3 separate regions of the Mus musculus genome follow, and regions 1 and 2 are each linked to region 3. A link is a loop called in an ENCODE intact Hi-C map of the cell type or tissue named here. Cell type or tissue: left cerebral cortex. All regions are shown on one strand. Region 1 overlaps Ranbp17 (RAN binding protein 17). Region 2 has its middle 14 kb from the start of Gm36395. Region 3 has its middle 14 kb from the start of Npm1.

What was found. Peaks named below come from ENCODE experiments on the same cell type or tissue, not always from the same donor. Only the 100,000 strongest peaks of a DNase experiment are listed, where the experiment ranks them.
Region 1: a loop joins it to region 3, with 4 times the contacts of the local background. A loop is called at or near these places in 4 of 42 quality-filtered maps.
Region 2: it touches region 3 in a loop (5-fold over the local background); 7 of 42 quality-filtered maps call a loop at or near these places.

The regions. Positions count from the first base shown.
Region 1 is chr11:33,433,055-33,435,554 of GRCm38, reverse strand. The region is part of intron 14 of Ranbp17 (RAN binding protein 17); the gene reads left to right. Among named protein-coding and RNA genes, the nearest start is that of Ranbp17, 79 kb to the left of the region's middle. In left cerebral cortex, a CTCF peak has its summit at 1,542 (motif pointing right); a DNase peak (open chromatin) is centred at 1,547.
Region 2 is chr11:33,916,757-33,919,256 of GRCm38, reverse strand. It overlaps a transcript of Kcnip1 not described here. Among named protein-coding and RNA genes, the nearest start is that of Gm36395, 14 kb to the left of the region's middle. In left cerebral cortex, a CTCF peak has its summit at 1,486 (motif pointing right); a DNase peak (open chromatin) is centred at 1,481.
Region 3 is chr11:33,175,739-33,178,238 of GRCm38, reverse strand. No RefSeq gene overlaps it. Among named protein-coding and RNA genes, the nearest start is that of Npm1, 14 kb to the right of the region's middle. In left cerebral cortex, a CTCF peak has its summit at 1,484 (motif pointing left); a DNase peak (open chromatin) is centred at 1,454.

The sequences.
Region 1 (2,500 bases), 260 kb before region 3:
CAAAACAAACCAAAAAAGAGAAATCTCTGATTTTAAAATAATATCAACACTAATCTAATACTTTAAATTATATGTAACAAAAGAAGTGTAAAGTTTATAATCTGAAAACTAAAAAATATTGTTGCTGGGTGGTGGTGACTTATGTATCCAATCCCAGCACTTTGGAGGCAGAGGCTGGCAGATCTCTGAGTTTAACACCAGCCTGGTCTACAGAGCGATTTCCTGGACAAGCAGGAATACACACAGGAAAACCCTATCTCAAATCAAACAAATGACAAAAAACAAAAAGAAACCCCAAAAACTCACAACCCACCCCCACCAAAACCAACCAACCAAACAAACAAAACAAACTAAAAATAAATATTTTTGGGCTGGTGAGATGGCTCAGTGGGTAAGAGCACCCGACTGCTCTTCTGAAGGTCTGAAGTTCAAATCCCAGCAACCACATGGTGGCTCACAACCATCCGTAACGAGATCTGACGCACTCTTCTGGTGTATCTGAAGACAGCTACAGTGTACTTACATATAATAAATAAATAAATCTTTTAAAAAAATATTTTTGAAAGATGTTAAAAGGGCCCTTACAATGGCAAAGAGGATCCATTGATCTTGCGTTAGGAAACTTATGTTGGCAAGAAGGAACACTCTGCAAGTTGATCCATACATTGAGCACATTGTCTGCTAAAATCTCTGCTTTCGTGCTTGCAGGAATTGACAACCATATCTTAGCATTCAGGAGATAAGAAGTGTCTAGAAGAACCATAACATAACACACTTGGATAAAAATGGCATAGGAAGGGCCATATTTTAATTTAAAAATTTTTACAAAACAACAGTGAAGACAGTGTGTGGCATGTCCAGGAACAGCCATATAGGCAACGGTGGATGTTTGGATGCCGCTCTGAACACTGATTTTTTGATAAGGATGCCATTAAATGGGAAGAGGGAGGCTGTCAGTGAATGGTGCTGGACAAGCGCACCACCAGTGAAGGATTGTACTTCCTTTGCTTTTCAAGAAGGCTCTCAAGGCACTGGGAGGCTCTGGCTCCAGAGGAGGAAAGACATGTTACTGATTTATAAATTGGGTGGTGCCACACACTCACAGTCTGCCAGCGATTTACATCCTGACACTTGTTAACATTATTGATAGCCTCATTTTCTGTTCATTTAAGTTGTCCTTATTTGAAGGATCAGTTACATGATCATTTTGTATATAGAACACATTCAGAAATGGGAGATTATAGAAATAACTCCTTAAAACTAGGCAAGCATCCTTTCTGTTTAGACCATTGTTTCTCAGTATTGAGTAAAAACCGTTTTTGTAAACATGGACGTGACTTATCTGGGTACCATATTTTTATAAATTTGTGGGATAACAGGATTGCCTTAGCAAAGCAGTACTCATTGATGTCTTTCAAATTGCCAGAAATAAAAACAGGAGTCCCAGTTTTCTGTGTGTGCCTTTCTAGGGTTTGGGTCACTGGGTGTTTCTGGTCCAATGTCTCCTGCTGTCGAGTCCACACGTGGAGCAGCAGATGGCATTCTCTCCCTGCAGTTGTCAGCCTCGGGAACCGTGGGCTGCTAACAGCTACTGTGAAACTGATAGGAAAGTGCTTAGAGAGACGGTGAGTCTGGAAATCATAAATTAACTGCTGTTTCCAGGTACTTGAATATATTTTAAGTGTTAGTAAAATTTATGATTGTGTTTGATAACACTGTTTTTAGGATAAAAGAATTTTCATTTAGGTTAGACTATAAATAGCAGCTTTAAAACATTTTAAATAGTATTTTAAATATCCTAATGTAGCAAACATCGAGGAGTTCATAGAAGCAAAGTGCCAAGGATATTAAGATTACATTTCGAAGTTTAATTATTAGGGAATAATGCTGAATGACTTTGGGGAACTTTTTAAGTATTTTAAAAGTTTTCAAAGTTGAATTCTGGCACATTGTCAGGTTGCTTAAATTCTGTAAATTTATTATAGTTTTTTTTTTTGTATATTATTTGACCTAGTTAGTTTTTCCTTCTTGGCAGATAATAGTAATAGTAATAGTAATAGTAATAGTGTAATCAATTGGTTTACAGAATTGCTTTATTACAAAGGGATTTGTTCTTTTTCAGCGATCCATAACCTTAAAAAATGTTCAGGAAAGCAAAGGGCCTACATTGTTTTATAATTTTTAAATCTCTTCACTGTATAAATGGAATTGCTAAGTTAAACTTTGACGTATTAACTTCCTGAGTACATATAACTGTTGCCTGAAAAATATTAAGCAGTAGACAAGAAGGTTTAGAGCAAAGAAACCTGCAGTTGAAGTTTTAGCAGCCATGTGTCACTAAGATTATGATATTCATTGGAAAAATATCTGATGCAAATTGGAAAGACATTGGATTCTTTTTTTTTTTTTTTAGAAGTTGACTTTTATTATCTGTCATGCCATTAAACATACCATCACTGGACACCAAATCCCATGTGAATTTTACAGTTATATCTCCCTG
Region 2 (2,500 bases), 740 kb before region 3:
ACCACAGTGGACCAGGAAGCAGAGAATGCTACAGGAAACAGGGCCAGCATAGTCCCCAGTGATTCACTTTTACCACCTCAGCCCCTCTGGAACTTCGTGAAGGTTCCAGAGCCTCCAGCACTACCCGATGGGGAACATTTCAGAGTCAGAGCACAGCAGGTGTTTATATACAGCAACCTGTATGGATGAGAGCATCAGAGGACCACACAGCTAACGAACCAGGCAGTGGTGCATGGATGATTAGGCTGAGACACACTAGTTTGTGAATGAGCTAGGGGAGGCGGGAGGTAGTTCTGTCCTATGAATTAAGATTGACTCTGTCATTGTGCATTGTTCTTTGACAATTTCATAACTTCATATAATGAATTTTGTTAATTTATACCCTCATAATCCTCTTATCCCTTTCCCAATGAAGCTCTTTTTCTTCCTAAGACGTCATCTCCTGCTTTTATTATCTCCCTGTATGTGTGGTCCACTGACTTTAATTAGGGTTGCTTGCAGGATGGGGTGTGTGTATGTGTGGTGGGGGTGGGGAAGAGGTATTTACTGGATCATGCACTGTTTGTCAGTGGCTACATAACTGAAGAAAATGGCTCCTCCCTCCCCACCAACCACTAACTGCCAATATCTCCTCTACAGTGCTAGGGCCTCGTGACTCCCCCTAATCTGTGACATAAAGGAAAGGTTGACCTTTTGTGTAGATGGAGTCTCTCAGGTTTGCACTCAGTTCATCTTGAAGAAAAGATGGAATGTCTTCTCAGGGTGTGGAGGACAACTTCTAGTTCTCTGGAATCTTCCCTGTGTTCAATAAGATTCTTAGGGAGAGTTTAGGATAACTGCATCTCTTTTCTAGGGCGTTACATGAGTCACGCAAGAAAGTCCATCCCCATGTCTATCAAGAGAAAGAGAACAAAGAGAGGGAAGACGGTAGGAGACCTTCCTCAATTTCAAGCCTCTCTCTGCAGCTCAGCATGCCAAAGTGCTGAACTTGGGGGACTCACAAATAATATTCAAAGTTATTATATTACTCACAAACACATACTCACATGCACACGCATGTGCATGCACACACGTGAGTTTTGAAAGGTGACATGAGTGTACCATCAATGTTTAGTTAATGCTAGACTCTATTCGTGTTCCTCTGGGGTCTGAAATCAACTCACAAATTATGTGACAACTCACACAGAGGACATTTTGTCTCTCCTCAGGAATCAGGGGTGGAAATTTGAAGAAGGAAAGCTCAGGCATTCTGTGTGCTCCTGCAAGAACTGACCGACAGGCAGAACGCTCTGTCATGGATAGCCCCTGCAGGTAGAAAGAATGTCAGACAGAAACATGGGTGACCGGAAGGGTAAAATGGCAAACCTCCTCCAAGAACAGGCTGGAAGAGAGTGTCCAGCTCCTAGAAAGCTGACCTTGCTGCAACTTAGGTACTATACCACTGTCATAAAGAGCCAGCAACAGCCAGTTCCAGTGATGACCAGCAGAGGGCGCCACAGGCCGCGAGCTGGCCAACTTCTACACTCCAGCCTAGGGTTTTGTTTGTTTGTTTTGTTCTGTTTTGTTTTCCCCCCAGTGAAATTTTACTGAAGCCTACAGTCCTGCTTTGTGTGCCTCCTTGCTGGGCCTATAGGGGAAGAGTCTCGGATTGATCACAGATAGACATTCTTCTATCCAAATGTGTTGTCCCAGAGCAATGCTAACAGAGTCTAGCATTAATTGATCTCAAGGCTCCTTAGACCCCAAATAATATTCATCCCCTAAAGGTGGATATCTTTCAGGTTATTTTTTAGCCTGCTTCAAAATTTTGCTTCAAACCAGAGAGAAACCTTGAATTCTTGTTCAAAGAATGGACAACCCCCACCCCCATGTTCCTGAACCCTCATCTGTGGGGTGGACTGGAAGGGGTAGCCGTTCTCGTTGGCAAGTCTGGGAGGTCAGTATTTGAGCTTGGTGCACCACACTGTCTCCCGGGAGGAAGTACGAGATTTGCAGAAGGCTCTGGTAAGAGGGTTGCAGAAGGCTCAGGCTCCAACGAGTCATGCAGCAGCGACGACGCCTCTTACCTACGCTCTGCAGACTTAGAGATGAGATGTTTTCTCCATCAGTTCTGCCTGGGAAGCTCCAGGAGACCTAAGCAAGGGACTCTATGCAGGAGCAGGGCCAGGGCTCAGAGGACTAAGATCTCAGGTTATCACACAGAGAACACAGGAACAATGCATGTTCTTTCGAGGACCATGGACATCTTGCCTGAGCTGGACTGCATCCCATATCCACACACACACATTCTAAAACACTAGGGCTAGGGCTGTCCTCCTGCTCAGTCTCGCCCCTGCCCTGGCCCTCATCCCCCACAGGCACTCACTGATGAAGCCTAGGGTGAACCTGCTTTGTGGAAAGCGAGATTGGTTTTTTTCTCGATTCCAGCTGCACTGCAGAACTCTGAAGTAAGCAAAGGGGCGGGGGAATTGCTGCGTTTCCCCCAGCTCTCCCCTGGCAG
Region 3 (2,500 bases):
TTTTCCTCCCTGACATTTTCTTCTCTCCACCCTACACCCCCACCCCATCCTCTTTCAGTCATCAAGACCAGGTGGCACCCTTGCCTCAGGGAAGGGATGTCACTGTAGAAGGATGGGGAAAATCTCGTGCATTTCAAAGCCCAAGCCCCAGGGATAAGGGGCCAGAAGAGTGGATTTGAAAGAGGTTCAATAGGCTTCAGAACCTTTTCAGGCTGGAGAAGGCAAAGCCCACGGAACACAGCAGATCCCGAACCGAAATGGCTTTACAGTTAGCCCATGCACCTGAGAGCAGCTCTTCTAGCTCCCTATACATACCATGACTCCCATAAGTCAAGGAAGAGGGCCAGGGATTGCTGCTCTGAGCCTTGCAACTGATAATGAGGACCACCCGGCAGCATCCTTCATCTAGGTGCAAGGCCTAGAGATGATGGTCATCACCCAGATGCTAGTCAGCTTAGACAGTGGACAGAGAACTGGTGTCTGACAGGACCCAGAATTTAGATGGACTCTAAGAATCCATAGCTAGATAGAGGTGAACAAGTTACTACGTAAATCAGAGCAACAGAGTTGCTTTGTAGAGAAATACAGGTTTCATAGCCCCAGTTTTCTAGAGTTGCTACAGCAAAACTCTCAGAATGTAGAATTAGATCAAACAAAGAGCTTTATCCTGAAAGGGATCATTTCTGGAACTTTCTGCAAAAAGATGCCCCAGTTCATACTGTCCCTTTGAGAACCCCTTCCAGTGGGCACTCTGCTGAGGACAGAGTCTCTATGCTTGAGACACAGCTATGAGTAATGCTCTCTGTATCAACCAGCAGGATCCGGTCCTGCACAGGGTGAGGTCTGGAAGCTTCTCTCAGGCTGGTGAAGAAAAGCAACACTAGGAGACAGCTCTTCCAACCGCCTGGCTGCTACCATCCTTTTATGTCGTCTTTCTAGCCTGGAAGCTTCTGCAAGCTGGGCTCCCGAGCTTTCTGTCAGTGAAGGAGAGTGCTTTTCTCATCTGCCCCTGGTTGTCTCACCCGTCTGACCGTTTCTTTACCTGTCTTTCAAATGAGCATAAGAATAATTTCTTCGTGGGGGACTGATGCTGAACAGATGTTCGCAAAGCCCCCTCAGGATCGCCATGACAGGTCCCTCAGTAGGAATGATATCGTGGTTATGTAATAATTTCTCCTTCTAGTTTTGATTAAAAAATGATACATGCGCATCTATGTGCACAAATGTGTCAGCACTAATGGGGACATGCGCAGTGGAACCGGTTGCATACATATGGAGTAGAAGGACTGTGTCCCCAAAGCAATATCTCAGAAAAATCACATTACAGAAAATGATCGGGAGAAATCGTCATTTTAAAAAGTCGAGATGTTTGCAATCTATGGATACCAAAACACTCCTGGTGACAGAGACCTGTGGCCAGGACAATCAGAGGCCGCTGAGCTTCATGGAGCCTTCGAGCATAGCCATGCGGTAGTCTCTACTGCCCTCTGCTGTAATTCGGGAAACAAACGCTTCTTTGGGGAGCGGTAAACCTTGATGCGGGGAAATCACTCTCTTCTCTCACAAGTTTCTACCTGGCTTGTTTCACTTACCATAATATCCTCCCCTACAGCACAGTGGGGCTACTAAAGCTTACAACTTATACATTTTATCGAGAAGAAGAGGGGGTGTTAGATGGCTCCCTGTACAAAGAAGGGGCAGGACTGCCAAGAGACCACCATTGTGCATTCTAGCGGGCATTGGACTATTTGCCGATTTGTATGATTGTCTATGTGAAGTTACTACATGGTCAACTTTTTGAAATGTCTCCACGTGGACTTGACCTTACTACTACTTTCAGTTAAGTGGGTCTGCGACTGTTTTCCTTGTCATCACAAGGATGGAACCGAGCAGGGAATGGATCAGATTGAATAGGTTGGGATCTTCTGGCAACATTTAAGAAGGGAATCAGGGTCACTTTGTATAATCCCACGCTGTTGTGTTCTAGGGCTTAATTTTAAGACTTCTCCCCTCCCCTCCCCTCCCCTCCACTCCACTCCCCTCCCCTCCCCTCCACTCCCCTCCCCTCCCCTCTCCTCTCCTCTCCTCTCCTCTCCTCTCCTCTCCTCACATCAGGCCGTAGAGTGCTTGCATTTGGTCCTACATGGAACATTCTTAGCTGCCTTTGTCCCTCTGCCTGTGACTTTCTGTCTCACCTGGGTATGGTTCAAAGATGGAGTGCTCATTTAGTCTGTAAGTGAAAAGGATATTTGCCCATTAATTTCAACTCCAGCATGCCAGGCCCCACATAAGGCACAGTTAATATAATCTCACTTCAGATGATACTCGGAGGAACAGGAAGACAATTTGTGAGGGGAAAGGAATAAGAGGCAGCACACATTTACCAGGAATGTTAATATTTACTCCTGCACGCCTGGTATCTGGGAGATGGCATAGTCACTAAGTGGGGATTACATCTTCAATTAAGTACTGGTGGCTGGGGACCCGGTGATGTTTCACA